Regions from separate parts of the Homo sapiens genome. Here region 2 is linked to region 1. The links are chromatin loops, found by intact Hi-C in ENCODE. Cell type or tissue: endothelial cell of umbilical vein. All regions are shown on one strand. Links, peaks and the distances in the headings refer to the core of each region. The heading gives the core; the rest is flanking DNA.

Evidence for each region. Hi-C counts contacts between places; a loop is a spot of excess contacts. Peaks named below come from ENCODE experiments on the same cell type or tissue, not always from the same donor. Only the 100,000 strongest peaks of a DNase experiment are listed, where the experiment ranks them.
Region 2: it touches region 1 in a loop (4-fold over the local background); 12 of 110 quality-filtered maps call a loop at or near these places.

The regions. Positions count from the first base shown.
Region 1 is chr14:69,456,466-69,464,419 of GRCh38, forward strand. SLC39A9 (solute carrier family 39 member 9) reads left to right here. Exons shown (of 7, transcript NM_018375.5): 7 at 1,898-5,925. The coding sequence ends at 2,128. Among named protein-coding and RNA genes, the nearest start is that of PLEKHD1, 24 kb to the right of the region's middle. RefSeq lists a silencer at 3,823-3,872. In endothelial cell of umbilical vein, for the core only: a CTCF peak has its summit at 3,856 (motif pointing left); a DNase peak (open chromatin) is centred at 3,806; H3K27ac peaks cover 401 bases.
Region 2 is chr14:69,257,063-69,265,016 of GRCh38, forward strand. It overlaps GALNT16 (polypeptide N-acetylgalactosaminyltransferase 16), which reads left to right and starts at 3,096. Exons shown (of 15, transcript NM_001168368.2): 1 at 3,096-3,405. The coding sequence starts at 3,229. GALNT16-AS1 (GALNT16 and EXD2 antisense RNA 1) reads right to left here and starts at 3,465. Exons shown (of 4, transcript NR_184249.1): 1 at 3,228-3,465; 2 at 1-239. RefSeq lists a silencer at 4,142-4,201. In endothelial cell of umbilical vein, for the core only: CTCF peaks have their summits at 2,766 and 4,249 (motif pointing right); no DNase peak of the experiment used is centred there; H3K4me3 peaks cover 1,786 bases; H3K27me3 peaks cover 2,509 bases.

The DNA of each region.
Region 1 (7,954 bases), core at 1,110-6,109:
ATTTTTCACGTTCCTCCTCTTCTCCCAGCTCTCACGTCCCCAGATAGTAACTGTACAGTTCTTTCTATTGAATACTTTGTACTGAACATAGCTTCAGACCTGAGGTAACATGTGCTCTTCTGACTCCAAGCTGGACCTTCCCATGCCTTATAATCCTGTCTGTAGCTCTGAGCAACAACCCTCCGCATTTTACCCAGATGTCAACTGGCAGGCAACTGGAGGAAAATCTTAGAAGCAAACTGACTCAGGGCTAGTTGATGGGAACTGCTTTCCCCAACACCCTCTCTAAAGGTCATTGATTCTTCTGAGCATCAGTCAATTCAGTATTTGGCAGTAAAACCCATATTAATAGGAACATGTGAAAAATGAGATAAAGAATGGCTAAGTTCCTGTTAAGCAAGGGTTTGTTGATCTTAGATGCTAAGAGTGTGTTATAAAAACCCTTTCCATTTACCTGAAGAGCCTTCTCTTCTTTCAGTGAGCAGTATGTTGTTCCCTTTAACAGATTACTCTATCACTTCAGTAATCAGTGTCAGTTTTTTAACCTTTTGACAGGAAGGTGCTGATAATTCTGGAGACATGGAGTTACTTGCTGCATCTATGGGATGTCCTTTTCTTAAAATTTTAATTAGTTGTCTTAGTCCATAGGTCTACTTTTTTAACAGAAAAGGTTGAAATTAGTTTTATAAAGATTAGCTTATGAGATATACATATATATACACACACACACACACACACACATTTTTTTTTTCCTTTGAGATGGAATCTTGCCTGTCACCCAGGCTGGAGTACAATGGCGCAATCTTGGCTCACTGCAACCTCTGCCTCCCAGGTTCAGACGATTCTCCTGCCCCAGCTTCCGGAGTAGCTGGGATTACAGGCGCCCGCCACCATGCCCGGCTAATTTTTGTATTTTTAGTAGAGACAGGGTTTCACCATGTTGGCCAGGCTGGTCTCGAACTCCTGACCTCGTGATCCGCCCACCTTGGCCTCCCAAAGTGCTGGGATTACAGGCATGAGCCACCACGCCCGGCTGCTTAAGAGATATTTCTAGGCTCTATGAGGTCAACTACTGCATCTTGATTACCACTGTATCTCAAGCACCTGGCCCAGAGCCTGGTGCATAGATGATGCTTGTTAAATATTAGTAGAATAAATAAATTTATGTCTGAAATTTAATATCTGCAATAATATATTGTTGATTCTATCTCAAGAATAATACAAGCCAAACCTGTTGAACCAGCACTTAAAGTTCGTTTTAAAAAGCAATTGTGAACCAGGAGCAGTGGCGCATACCTGTAGTCCCAGCTACTTGGGAAGCTGAGACAGGAGGATTGCTTGAGCCCAGGAGTTCCAGGCTGTAGTGTGTTATGATTGTGCCTGTGAATAGCCACTCAACTCCAGCCTGGGCAACATAGCGAGACCTCATCTCTAAAGACAGATACAGTCAATGAATGGATGGACAGAATGATGGAACTGTGGTGAATATAGTTTAATAATAGTGTGTGGTACATATCAAAATTGCTAAGAGTAAATTTCAGATGTTCTCACCACAAAATATGATAAATATTTGAGATGACAGATGTTAGTTTTATTTAATTAGTCCACATTTTATTCATGAATCATAATGTCACTTTATACCCTATAAATATATATAATTATAAATTGTTGATTTACAATAAATTTTTTAAAAAATCAATTGCGTACATCACTGATATTCTTAAACCCTTATTTGGAAGCTTCCCATGAATAACTTAAAGTTGCTGTGTTCTCTAGATGTCCCCAGTGTCCTAGACAGCACCAGTTAAGAACAGTGAGTGTTTTTTAACTGGGACTTCTTCCTGACCCTGAATTTTACTTGACTTAGTTTTTCCTCTTTCTCTCTTCTAATTCACAGAGCAGTAAAGAAGCCCTTTCAGAGGTGAACGCCACGGGAGTGGCCATGCTTTTCTCTGCCGGGACATTTCTTTATGTTGCCACAGTACATGTCCTCCCTGAGGTGGGCGGAATAGGGCACAGCCACAAGCCCGATGCCACGGGAGGGAGAGGCCTCAGCCGCCTGGAAGTGGCAGCCCTGGTTCTGGGTTGCCTCATCCCTCTCATCCTGTCAGTAGGACACCAGCATTAAATGTTCAAGGTCCAGCCTTGGTCCAGGGCCGTTTGCCATCCAGTGAGAACAGCCGGCACGTGACAGCTACTCACTTCCTCAGTCTCTTGTCTCACCTTGCGCATCTCTACATGTATTCCTAGAGTCCAGAGGGGAGGTGAGGTTAAAACCTGAGTAATGGAAAAGCTTTTAGAGTAGAAACACATTTACGTTGCAGTTAGCTATAGACATCCCATTGTGTTATCTTTTAAAAGGCCCTTGACATTTTGCGTTTTAATATTTCTCTTAACCCTATTCTCAGGGAAGATGGAATTTAGTTTTAAGGAAAAGAGGAGAACTTCATACTCACAATGAAATAGTGATTATGAAAATACAGTGTTCTGTAATTAAGCTATGTCTCTTTCTTCTTAGTTTAGAGGCTCTGCTACTTTATCCATTGATTTTTAACATGGTTCCCACCATGTAAGACTGGTGCTTTAGCATCTATGCCACATGCGTTGATGGAAGGTCATAGCACCCACTCACTTAGATGCTAAAGGTGATTCTAGTTAATCTGGGATTAGGGTCAGGAAAATGATAGCAAGACACATTGAAAGCTCTCTTTATACTCAAAAGAGATATCCATTGAAAAGGGATGTCTAGAGGGATTTAAACAGCTCCTTTGGCACGTGCCTCTCTGAATCCAGCCTGCCATTCCATCAAATGGAGCAGGAGAGGTGGGAGGAGCTTCTAAAGAGGTGACTGGTATTTTGTAGCATTCCTTGTCAAGTTCTCCTTTGCAGAATACCTGTCTCCACATTCCTAGAGAGGAGCCAAGTTCTAGTAGTTTCAGTTCTAGGCTTTCCTTCAAGAACAGTCAGATCACAAAGTGTCTTTGGAAATTAAGGGATATTAAATTTTAAGTGATTTTTGGATGGTTATTGATATCTTTGTAGTAGCTTTTTTTAAAAGACTACCAAAATGTATGGTTGTCCTTTTTTTTTGTTTTTTTTTTTTTTAATTATTTCTCTTAGCAGATCAGCAATCCCTCTAGGGACCTAAATACTAGGTCAGCTTTGGCGACACTGTGTCTTCTCACATAACCACCTGTAGCAAGATGGATCATAAATGAGAAGTGTTTGCCTATTGATTTAAAGCTTATTGGAATCATGTCTCTTGTCTCTTCGTCTTTTCTTTGCTTTTCTTCTAACTTTTCCCTCTAGCCTCTCCTCGCCACAATTTGCTGCTTACTGCTGGTGTTAATATTTGTGTGGGATGAATTCTTATCAGGACAACCACTTCTCGAACTGTAATAATGAAGATAATAATATCTTTATTCTTTATCCCCCTTCAAAGAAATTACCTTTGTGTCAAATGCCGCTTTGTTGAGCCCTTAAAATACCACCTCCTCATGTGTAAATTGACACAATCACTAATCTGGTAATTTAAACAATTGAGATAGCAAAAGTGTTTAACAGACTAGGATAATTTTTTTTTCATATTTGCCAAAATTTTTGTAAACCCTGTCTTGTCAAATAAGTGTATAATATTGTATTATTAATTTATTTTTACTTTCTATACCATTTCAAAACACATTACACTAAGGGGGAACCAAGACTAGTTTCTTCAGGGCAGTGGACGTAGTAGTTTGTAAAAACGTTTTCTATGACGCATAAGCTAGCATGCCTATGATTTATTTCCTTCATGAATTTGTCACTGGATCAGCAGCTGTGGAAATAAAGCTTGTGAGCCCTCTGCTGGCCACAGTGAGGAAAGTAGCACAAATAGGATACAGTTGTATGTAGTCATTGGCAACAATTGCATACAATTTTACTACCAAGAGAAGGTATAGTATGGAAAGTCCAAATGACTTCCTTGATTGGATGTTAACAGCTGACTGGTGTGAGACTTGAGGTTTCATCTAGTCCTTCAAAACTATATGGTTGCCTAGATTCTCTCTGGAAACTGACTTTGTCAAATAAATAGCAGATTGTAGTGTCTGGTTTGGTTTGGACAGTAGTGCTTTCTATCATATTGTTGTGTGCAATGGTAATTTGTTCTACTGGCCAAAGCCTCTTTCAGCAGTGCCTTGCCATCATGCTTAAAAGTTTGGCTAGTATATCTTGCTGGATGGAGCCTTGAACTCCGGCAAGGATTGAACCATCTGACTTCCAAATTTGCCTTCCCCTCTGGACCTCACTATTAACAAGCAAACCTTTCAGGGCCCTCTTAGCTCTCAGAAGCTATGTATGGGCTTTCCCAGATTTTAAAGCTGCTGCCTCGAGAACTACTCATTTCTCTCCTGGTCAGCAGACAGAAATAGCCATACTAATCTCATAGGGCTCAAATGCATCTTCAGGCAGCAGGGAACCAAGCAGCGTGGCACAGGCCTTCTTGACTGGAGGAAGAGCTTGCTGGCATGGTGGGCAGTATTCCAGGAGAGGCCATGTCCGTGTTCACTTCTTGGCACATTTCAGTTCCGTTTTCCTCTTGTTTAAAACTGCCTCTTTAGATGTGGATGCCTTAATGCTGTAACACATTTGAAAACATTGGCAATACTTAAGTTGCTGCCATGATTACAGATGGAATTATTGGCTACCAAAGAGACGCAATTGATGATGAGAAGCATGATTCTTGCTTCCATATAACCAAAGTTAATCTTAATTGCAATTTGACTCCGTTTCCTTGGTAGGGATAGACTTTCTTCAGATTCCAAGTGCTCTCTTAAATGGCAAATTAAGTTAAAGAATACTACTGCTCCATTCCCCTCACTTATTCTCCAGTTAATTGCTTGTCAGTTCCATTTCAAGAAAGCAGTGATGTTCCAGGTTTGATTCAGTTTTCCTGTGCACACTATTGCCAAATTTTTTTTTAGCAAAGATTCTGCACTGGAACGTAGACAGTTGGAAACAGTACTACCTACCTAGAGGTTATGTGTTTTCTCTTTCTCCCCGCTTTCACCTCTTTCTTTCCCAATTCAAAACAGCCAAGTGAGCCCTGTTCTGGTATTTTGAATCATTAGAGAAAAGAAAGGGAGTGGCTGTTTTGAGTTGTCCTTTCTTTGCAGAAAGGAGAAAATGTGATTGTGTTTTTTTTTTACCAGCCTACTTCTAAGTGTCACTGCCTGGTTTTTCTCTTTTTCAAGGATTAGAACTAAGAGGACACACCAGCATCGGAGTGTATTAAGCCCCTGAAACACATGGTAGCTAGGGACTGAACACAGGAACCGTATGACAGCAGCACAAACCCCCAAAGGATGTTCCTGCCTTGTGGGCCCCTGAGCCCCTTGGGAGACTGAGAATCATGACCAGATTCATCCAGAACTGCTGCAGTGTTAAGTGAAAATCCTCTGTAGTTGTTCTGCAGAGGAACCTTCCTTCCATTAGAAAATTTCTGCTCAATACAGAATGGTCCACATCACCCAAAGTGCACTGTTGGAGATGCTGTGAAATTAAAACCTCTTTGTACCTGAGACATCTAGATTCACCTCAGGAGGCCTGAAGGAAATGTGTAACTTGTGGGAAAGAACTAGACAACCATTTAGGAATTCTCTAGATATACTCAGCCTAACCCAGTGGCTTAACACAAGGAGATTGGCTTTGATCTTTTTTTCTTGTGGCATCTTCCAGCAAGTTAGAAGTCTCATGGGATAAGACTGCAGTTCCCCTGGTTCAATAGCTGGAACAGTGATTTTAAATGTCCCTTTTTCTGGATCCCTTGTAAACATGAAATCATTCCATGGATGGCTGCCTTATAATTTTGTCTCTTTCCACTTTAATTGTGAATGGTTAAAAAAATGCTGTTTTCTGATATTAAATTTTTATTAGTGCATACCTTAATCTGAGTGGCTCATTACTTATCCTTTTGGCAGTTTGTTTGATGACCAGAATTGACCTGTATTTGAACATCAGAAAAGAGAATGAAAAGTTGTGATGGATGGTAGAAAGATGTACCTACCACAGGCACATCCTTTAGGGAAGGGAGGGAGAAAGGAGAGAGGGGAAATTAAGGACTTGATAGACCAATCTGCCCTGAAAGACACAAATGCATTGATAATTGTTTTTGCCTTGCTGTTGTTAGCAAATATTATTTACGAAGGTAGCTCTCTCTACTCTCAGAAAAGAGAAAGAGGCAACAGATCCAAACCACAGTGGATTCATTTCATAGGGCAGAGTTGTTATATGAGTAGATAGATGCTATGAACAACTGACCCTGGAAATTAAAGAGATTTGATTAGAAACGTGACGTGTGAATTTGATAAATGTTTTTCTCCCTCTGTGGACTTATGGTTAGTCATTAGATTTCATTAAATACTACTGGCCCACTTTGTGCTGGTTTTCTATATGTATAGTTACATGTATAGCTAGTTACAAAGATTGTGCTCAGGGCAGGCATGGTGGCTCACGCTTGTAATCCCAGCACTTTGGGAGGCCGAAGTGGGTAGATCACCTGAGGTCAGGAGTTCGAGACCACCCTGGCCAACATGGTGAAACCCCGTCTCTACTCAAAATAGAAAAATTAGCCAGGTGTGGTAGGGGGGTACCTGTAAATCCCAGCTACTCGGGAGGCTTCCCTGAGATCAAAACACACACACACCTGGGCTTAGCCAAAATAGCCACCAATCCTTTTCTGTTTGGTGTCATTTTTATTTTATTTTTTCCTGCTCACATGATCTGTTTTTTGTTTGTTTGTTTTTTGAGACAGAGTCTTGCTCTGTAGCCCAGGCTGGAGTGCAGTGGTGTGATCTCAGCTCACTGCAAGCTCCACCTCCCAGGTTCACGCCATTCTTCTGCCTCAGCCTCCCGAGTAGCTGGGACTACAGGTGCCCACCACCACGCCCAGCTAATTTTTTGTATTTTTAGTAGAGACGGGGTTTCATTGTGTTAGCCAGGATGATCTTGATCTCCTGACCTCATGATCCGCCCTCCTCAGCCTCCCAAAGTGCTGGGATTACAGGCGAGAGCCACCACGCCCGGCCTGATCTGTTTTTTAATCTAGGTGCTGGTTACAGGGTTATAGCAGGTGAAAAAGCAGTACACATGATTTGTGCTTTTTACCTTATGTCATAGCTCAATAAAAAGTCTTTAAAAGTCAGTGTCACCAGGTGTGATGGTTCATGTCTGTAATCTCAGCCACTTTGAGTGGCTGAGGTGGGAGGATTGCTTGAGCCCAGGAGTTTGAGACCAGCTTGGGCAACACAGTGAGACCCCCATCTCTACAAAAAATTAAAAAAAAAAAATTAGCTGGGGCCAGGCACGGTGGCTCACGCCTGTAATCCCAGCACTTTGGGAGGCCGAGGTGGGTGGGTCGCGAGGTCAGGAGATTGAGACCATCCTGGCTAATATGGTGAAACCCCGTCTCTACTAAAAATACAAAAAATTAGCTGGGCGTGGTGGCGGGCGCCTGTAGTCCCAGCTGCTCGGGAGACTGAGGCAGGAGAATGTCGCGAACCCGGGAGGCAGAGTTTGCAGTGAACCGAGATCACGCCGCTGCACTCCAGCCTGGGTGACAGAGCGAGACTCTGTCTCAAAAAAAAAAAAAAAAAAAAAAGCTGGATATAGTGACATGCACCTGTGGTCCCAGCTACTTGGGAAGCTGAGGTGGGAGGATTGCTTGACCCCAGGAGGTCAAGGCTGCAGTGAACTGTGATCACGCCATTTCACTCCAGCCTGGGCAACAGAGCAAGACTCTGTCTCAAAAAATTCACTTAAAAAAAAGGAAGAATTCTGTTCTAAATTAAGAGAGTCTGAAGAGATGAAATAATCAATTCCAGTGATTAACCTGGATTGGAGGTTCCTTTTTGATTGAACCAGATCAGAAATTTGAAAGTTCAAAAAACATGTTGGGGATGACAGCTGCACAATTCTG
Region 2 (7,954 bases), core at 1,822-6,821, 200 kb before region 1:
GATTCCAGGCAAGTTGAGTAGCCGTTGAGCTTCAGTGTCATCATCTGCAGTTGGGGATATGATCATCCTTAGCTCAGGGTTGTAGGGGCTTTAGAGACAGTATAGGTGACAGTACCTGGTAGGTACTGAGTAAACTGCAGCTATTATGATGACTCTTGTTTTCACAGTTCAAAGTATGTGAAGAAACAGTGAATTCCTTAGGTGTTGCTTTGATTCTGTGATGCTGCTGGAGTCCATTCCTAGTACCAGAGAGGAAACAACACTCATTGTCATTTCTGAGCATTGAAACCTATCCCAGGGAGGGCCAGTTCTGCACCCACTTGGGATTACAATCTGAAACGAAGACCACAGACTGTAGCCAAGGTGGCAATTCCTGGTCTTTAGCTCTGCCAGAGTGCCTATGGCTTCAGGCACATTACTCCACCTCTGTCTATGTGGAATTCCTGTCAGTCAAATGAGCATGGCAATTACTTGCTGTCTTACCCCCACCCCACCCCCATCATCCCCCAGGGAAGTGCCCAACTAAGGAACAACTGTGGTGAAGTCATCTAGAGAGGCTACGCTTCACTTCTGTGCAGTCTTTCTGGTGGTGGGGGCCAAGCAAACCTTCTCTCAGGGACAGAACTACCAGGAGTGACCATTTGGGGCAGATATATAGCATCCTCACCACTGAGCCCTGGGCAGTAAGTGGTGAGATGTGAGAAACCCTGCCACATTCCAGCCCATCCCACCCCTCCCTCCTTCCCCCCATGGAGCCTTCCTTTTGGAGTCACCAGAAGCCCCAACTGTCTGGTTTCAGTCAGCATGGTCCAGCTTCATCCCCGTGCCGAGGGGTGAGTTTGGAGCCTTTTACCAGGAGGTGATAGGTGATGTGATGTCTTCGAATCCCACATCCAAAGGCAACTAGAGATGCACAGACCAGGCTGGGATGAGGGGAGCAGCCTATGACAACAGGGCTACTCCCCAAGTTTTCACCTGGCTCACCTGAGAGATGTGTGAAAATGGGGGCACCAGGAGGGTAGTTCCCTTACATTTTCTTGGTTGACCTGAGAGGCCTGTGGAGCCTGATTCCCAAGGAGCAAGGTCTTTCCTGGCCTCCCACAAATGGCACCGCTGGATCTGCCCCATGATTCCTGCGGAAACCAGATGGAGGTTTGGCAGTGGTTTTCTCCATCTATGCAAACAAGCCCTGGCCCCTGGCGCAGTCTTATTAAACTCCCCAGGGGAGAGAGACCTGGGAGAGCATCTGGCGTCTCCAGACTCCTGCCCCTGTTGTGACTGCCACACCTTATGCCTGAAATTCCCTGCTACTTGTGTAGACCCTTTGTGAGGCCCTCTTTGTGCATTCTCTTCTTTCTAGGTCCCATTCCTGCGTGGGTCACTTTTGGACTTGTCTAAGTGTCATCGTAATTAGTCTTCTGAGTGAGGATATCGTATTGCAGTAATGACCCTGGGTTTTCCTCAGCAAAAACCCAACTAGGGTTTCTTCACCTCAACAGAAATGTATTGAGCATCTATTATATGTGCGGTTCAGTCTCGAGTGCTGGAGAAATGGAGAAAAGCCACCTGATTTTACTTCTATCTGTCAGGGTGGTGCTCATGGGATGCTTGTGGGGGGGCATGATGCTGTGACTTCAGTTTGCCTGATTCCCCAGATGGCTTCATTTAGAGGCTGGACCCTATGTGGGTCTTCGGAGTAGCCATGGTGTCCAGCAGTGCCAGCAGGAAGCAGACTCCTCAACAACTCTGCCCCGGCATTCAAGGACCTCCTGAGTTCAGACTCACCCAGCCTGGCCAACCTCAACTCCTATCAAATCCTAGGCCCCCTGCAACGCCTGGCAGCTCTCTCTCTTGAACACATCAAGCTCTTCCATCCTCTGGATTTTTGCAAGGCCTATTTCTGCAGTCTCTCCCCTGTCCTCACCTCCCCCTTCCTTACCTCTTAAGTGATTCATCCACCTTTCTGAGAGCTTTCCCAAAGGCCACCTTACAATAAATTATTTCTTCCTCTGTTGGATCCCTACTTTGTTGTTACACATCTATTCATTGAGCGCTCTGTGCCCGACACTGTGCTGGTTTCCTAAAACTCATCCAAGCCTCTTGCTTTCTGCCTGGAGTGAAGAGTAGTTCACGTTCTGATTCTCAGTGCCTCTAGGGCTGGAGCGGAATCTTAATGTCTGTGTCCTCGTCTCTCACCACCGCGTTTTGCACTTTGTCGAAAGGTGTCAGATGGTGAGATGGCTTCTAGACTGGGCTCTGCCCACTAATTAGCTGTGTGGCCTTGGGAGAATCATCCGGCCTCTCTTGCTGCCCTTCTTTCCGATGAAATAATGCTGACGATGATATTTCAGGGTTGTCCAGGGGTCAATGAGGCGGGATAGAGGGAAGCATCGTGAAATCTGGGAGCCCCAGGCCAGCGAAAAATGTGGAAGGGCCGTACCCGCACTCTCCTAGCACTGGGTGTGAGGCAGCGTCGTTTCCCCTTCGCGCTCTTCGAATGTCAAGTGCACCAGCTTCCAATCCCTCCTCTGGGCGGGCCCGGTCTGGCTAATCTCAGCTGCAGATTCCAGTACAAACTCAGGACTCTCCCCCGCCCAGCCGCCCCTACACAAGGACTCGCCGAACACACCTTGAATCCCGCGCCAGAGCGCAGCCCGGAACTGCAGCTCGCGGCGCGGGCCCAGGTCGGGGGTCGCGCGTCTCCAGTCGGTGACTCAAGGCCGCTCGGTCCGGGGGTGGGTGTGGGTCGGCAGGACCGACCAGGGCCGCGCGGGGGCAGCTGCCGGGCGTTCGGTCACCTAGCGGTGGGAGCCGAGGCTGGCTTTGGCCAGTCGCCATTCCGCCGCGGGCGTCTGTCTCGCCGGGTTCCCGGGCGCGGGAGGAAGGCCCGCGCCGCTTCCCACTCGGCGCGCTTCTCTCCCAGTGCGCAGTGGCCTGGTGGGTCAGCCGGCGGCGGCTGGAGCGCGGGGCCGGCCCTGCGCACGAATGAATGGGCGCCCGGGGGACGCGCGCGCTCGGGGCTGAAGGGCATTAGGACCGTGAGGATCGCTCCGCGATCCTGTCTCTCCCTATCACCCCCCCGCCCCCCCACCTCTCTCCTTTTTCTGCTCTGCAGGACTGAGCAGCTAGGCGCGAGCGAAAACAAACAGCTGGGGCTGCGAGCGCCCCCGCCCCGGCCCCGAGAGCACGCCGGCCCAGTCCCCCACCTGGGGCGCCCGTCTGCCCACCATGAGGAAGATCCGCGCCAATGCCATCGCCATCCTGACCGTAGCCTGGATCCTGGGCACTTTCTACTACTTATGGCAGGACAACCGAGCCCACGCAGCATCCTCCGGCGGCCGGGGCGCGCAGAGGGCAGGCAGGAGGTCGGAGCAGCTCCGCGAGGACCGCACCATCCCGCTCATTGTGAGTACGCCCCGAGCGTCGGCCGGCCGGCTAGGGAGCCGCGGCGCGCGTCCAGACCCTGCGCGGCGGCCGAGGGCGCGGGGCCCGGCCAGGGCTGAGTGCCCGCTGCGCCGGGCCGGCTTTGTATATGTTGGAGCATTCCTGCCCGTTGTTATGGCAACCTCTGCCGGGCGGCGGGGCTGGGGCGCACCGACTAAGGGAGGGTGACAGAGGGTGGGGGCTGGGAGAAAGTGCTGCAAGTTTGGTGGGCCCGGCGTGCGCGCGCGGCTGGGAACGTGGCGGCTCTCCCGGCTCTGCGCTGCCGGGGCCGGGAGTCTGGGGGCTGCGGGAGCCTCGTGTGCCCCGGAAGGCTGCCGGGCCCAGCGCGCGGCGAGCGGGCGGTGGGAACCACTCGCAGCCGAGCGCGTAGGTGGCAGTGCGCAGCCCCTCTCCAGCCTTCTGGGGGCAGAGGACATCGGGTGGGGGCGTGGGTAGGGGAAGGCTCTCTAGGCGCTGCGCCTGGCTTCGAACCCCCTTCTGAGCCGGGTCAACTTGAACCCGCTTCTTCGGCGCGGACACCCAGCTTCCCCGGAGTTCTCTGGGTTGAGGAGAGGTCTCGCACTGTACGCGTCTCTCACTCCCAACCTTAGGGTCCGCCACCACGGGTAGGTGGGCAGTGTCAGCGCCCGAACTTGGCGATACCCTTGCATGAAGTCAGCCTCGCGACATCTAAGCGGGCAGGGAAACAAAGGCAGTGTGGCACAGCGGGGGCGGCGGCGGGGCTGCGGGGGCCCTTGGCGCTCTGGGGACCCGGGCGGGGGCGTGCGGAGCCGCAGCCGCCCTGCAGGGGGCGATCCTGTCGCCGTCTCCGTCCGAGCCCCAGGTGACAGAGCTGTGCGTGGCCAGGCAGGGGCACCTGTTGAGGCGGGAGGCTTTGGCACCCGCCGAGAGTGCGCTCGAGCGGGCGCATTCTTCCAGACGGGGGCGGTTGGTGGACGAGAGCCTCGGACGACCCTCGGGAACTACCAGGGCGGGGCAGCCTGGCCGGATGAGGACCAGGAAGAGGAGAGCCGAGTGGGGCGGGGGTAAAGGAGTGAGGAAGCGTGGCGATTCCGACAAGGAAAGATCTGGGCCTGGGGGTGGAGGGGTGAGGAGATCCGCGGGGGAGGTGCAAGGTCCGGAGGGCTGAGGCTTGTGTGGAGCCGAATCCGAGAAACGCATCCAGACGCGGATCTGAACCCCAGGAATATCGGGAAGTTCATTGGAGAGTGTCCCCTCATATTCCCATCCTGCCCCAGATTCCGAGTCCCCTGCAAAGGAAACATTATTTCAGGGCTTTGCCTGAGGAGACCTGGGGCGGGGGGGTGAGGTTGTGGGTTTTGTCCTAGATACCAGTCTGGGTGAACTCTCTGGGGGCAAGCCTGATTAGGTGCACTGTTCCCTTCTGGGCTGTTCTCCCAGGACACTGTTTCCAAAGCACTTGTCGCCCTTTGGACAGAAAACTGATAAGGAAAAGCCTCCTGTGCTGAGGCCCCAGAGTGTTGTGATCTGAGCAGAGGGACAGGTTGGAGCTGGAACTGTCCAAACCAGCAGTGGCCTCCAGACCCCAGGGAGCTTCCTCTCCAGGAGCCCAGGCTGCCACATTCATACTCAGTGGCAGGAAGAGCCCTAGTCTCAGGCAAGGCAGGCTGGCCAGATGCTCTGTCCCTCTTTCTGGTGAGGCGATGAGAAGAGGGTCTGAGTTGGAAGGGGCGGAGAAAGAGGCTGGGCAGGGAGGAGAGGAGGGAAGAGAGCACAGGAGACTGCTGCTCAGAGCCTCTGCTTTGGAACCCGGAACCTGAACCCTGACCTGGCCCATGCACCTCTCTCCTGCTCCTTCCAGAGTCCTGTAAGATGCACTGGGAGGGCCGCTCACATTTCTCAAGAGTCCCAGAATGGTGTAGGGGACCTGCTGGAAGGATTCAGCACTCATTTTGAGGGGTGGGAATTGGAGGTCATGAGAATCACCAGTAAACATCCTCTTGTCCCTGCTTATTCCCACAGGGTTTGACTTGCTGCAGGTAAGAAAAGGTCTCAGAGCGGGAAGCTAAGTTTAAAGTATGAAGGAGTATCAGGGAGATACCTGGGAGCTGGGAAGTGAAGGTGCAGGAAGAAAGGGAGAATGGAAGTCCCTGGGAGTGGCAGAGCCTTCTGTGGCCACTTAGGGGCACAGCCAGCTCCCTCTTTGTTCTTAAGCTTTAGATGCCTGTTCCACCAGCACTGACCCCCCCGTCAGGCACCACTTTTGACAACTGCCTTGCATTGTTTCATTGTATTCCTCTCTTCCAGTTATTTCTTCCATGTGATTTGCAGCTGAATGTAAGTGATGCATGCGGGAACTGTGCTGGAAGCTCCTTGCATCCCCACATTGATGCACACAGCAAGATTTCTTTTTTTCTTTTTTTTTTTTTTGAGATGGAGTCTCACTCTGTCACCCAGGCTGGAGTGAGGTGGCATGATCTCGGCTCACTGTAACCTCCACCTCCCGGGTTCAAGCGATTCTCATGCCTCAGCCTCTCGAGCAGCTGGGATTACAGGCATGCGCCACCACTCTCAGCTAATTTTTGTATTTTTAGTAGAGATGGGGTTTCATCATGTTGCCCAGGCTGGTCTCAAACTCCTGACCTCATGTGATCCATTCACCTCAGCCTCCTAAAGTGCACAGCAAGGCTTCTTAAAGGAGTGAAATAGGATTCTCACCCATTTCTGGGGGCAGTCAATGCTTCACATCCCCCTAATATTATTGTATTATATTCATATCTCCTTAATATTTTATTATCAACTGTAACCTCTAAGTAAGGAGGTGGCTCTAAGTAAGGAGGTGGGGGATGTACGTTCAAGCTTCTGCAGGCATTGAATGCTTTGTTCAACTTAAAAGGGGCAGGTGCAGCTGAGGATTTACTTTCTCCCTGCAATTTGTGGTAACCGCTTATTCAGAAACATTTCTCTGTCTAGTTGGGCCAGGATGCTGCATGTGGATTTTCAGATTCTTAGAGAATGATGTGGCTAGCCCTGCTGTCAGAGGCTGGCAAATTCAGACAGGCGTCATCATTGCTCCCTTGGGGAATCAGAGAGCTGAGCTGGGAAAGGGAGGGTCTGCAGAAGCGCCTGGACCTGGAGGCAGCTCTGCTTTCACAATGTCTGGACTATTTGAAGCCAGCCAAGTTGCTTCTGGACCTTGGAGATGCCTGTTTGGCATTACAGGGTGTCGGCATGGCAACCGTATGGCCAGATTTCTCAAGAAGGTCCTGATTTTTAATATTCTGTCCTGCTGTCGGCCCAAGTGTCACCAATTTTGATGTGAAAAATTTGGCTATGGAATCTGTAAAGCTAAAGGGAGATACTGATTCCATCCCTATATGGCTGCTTACGATGCGGCAAGGTTTGTGATTTTTCCATGCTGTACCCGATGCAGCGAGGCAGTAGATTTGGGGACATCCCCTTGAATCTACACTGATGCACGCTGGGACAGGACAGCAGCCAAACTGGGAGGCAGGGCTGACACAGCCGGCCTTGAGTCTTCAGTCCTCACAGTTGGCGAGAACATTTGTGGTTGTTTTGGTTTGGGACTTAGGTTTTCCATATGCCAGTTCACTAACAGGCATGGGTGGGAGGCTAAGGTGTTATATGGAATTTCACTTTACATTTTTTAAAAAGACTACTCATTTTCGGTATAGGTGCACTCATTTGTGTCAACAGTCTCCTATTTAGAACTGTGAAAGATTTAGGCAAGAATTTCTTAAACCGGAGTTTCTTAGCCTGAAATTGGGATACTACTGAATGACCATGGACACAATACTTAACATCTCTGGACCTTGGTTATTTTGTCGGCTGAAATTGAGTTAAATGATTTGCAAGGTTTGTTGATCCTGAGATAAGCAGATGATAGCTCCATTTCTAGATGTAAATACATGGCTTTAAGGGGGAGTTCTCCTGAAAGGTGTTGTGAAGTTTCTGCTTATGGAGGAACATGCTCCTGTCAGTGGAAGGTCCCACAGGAACCCTTGAGGCCTCGCAGGAAGCCCCCACTTACCTAGCAGAAGGGGATGCAAATGATGGCTTTTCTGGTAGTGTTCTCAGAGAGCGGATGCTTTAATAAGATCTAAAATAATTTATATTTTATTTATAATGTGTGCATTTTGGAACTGTGGGAATATGATTTGCCTAAATATAATAACAGAAAGTGATTTTGTATTTAATTGGTTTAGGTACCACACTTGAGAAAGAGAGTGAGGAGGAAGAAGCACAAACACCCACAATTCCCTTTGTCAAAATGTTCAGATTTTTTTCTTTTCTTTCTTTTCTTTTTTTATTTTCTCTTTTCTTTTTCTTTCTTTTTTTTTTTGGACACAGGGTCTCACTCTGTCACCCAGGCTGGAGTGCAGTGGCACAGTCATGATTCACTGCAACCTTCACCTCCTGGGCTCAAGCGATTCCCCTGCCTCAGCATCCTGAATAGCTAGGACTACAAGTGTGTGCCACCACACCTGGTTGATTTTTATATATTTTTGTAGAGACAGGGTCTTTCCAT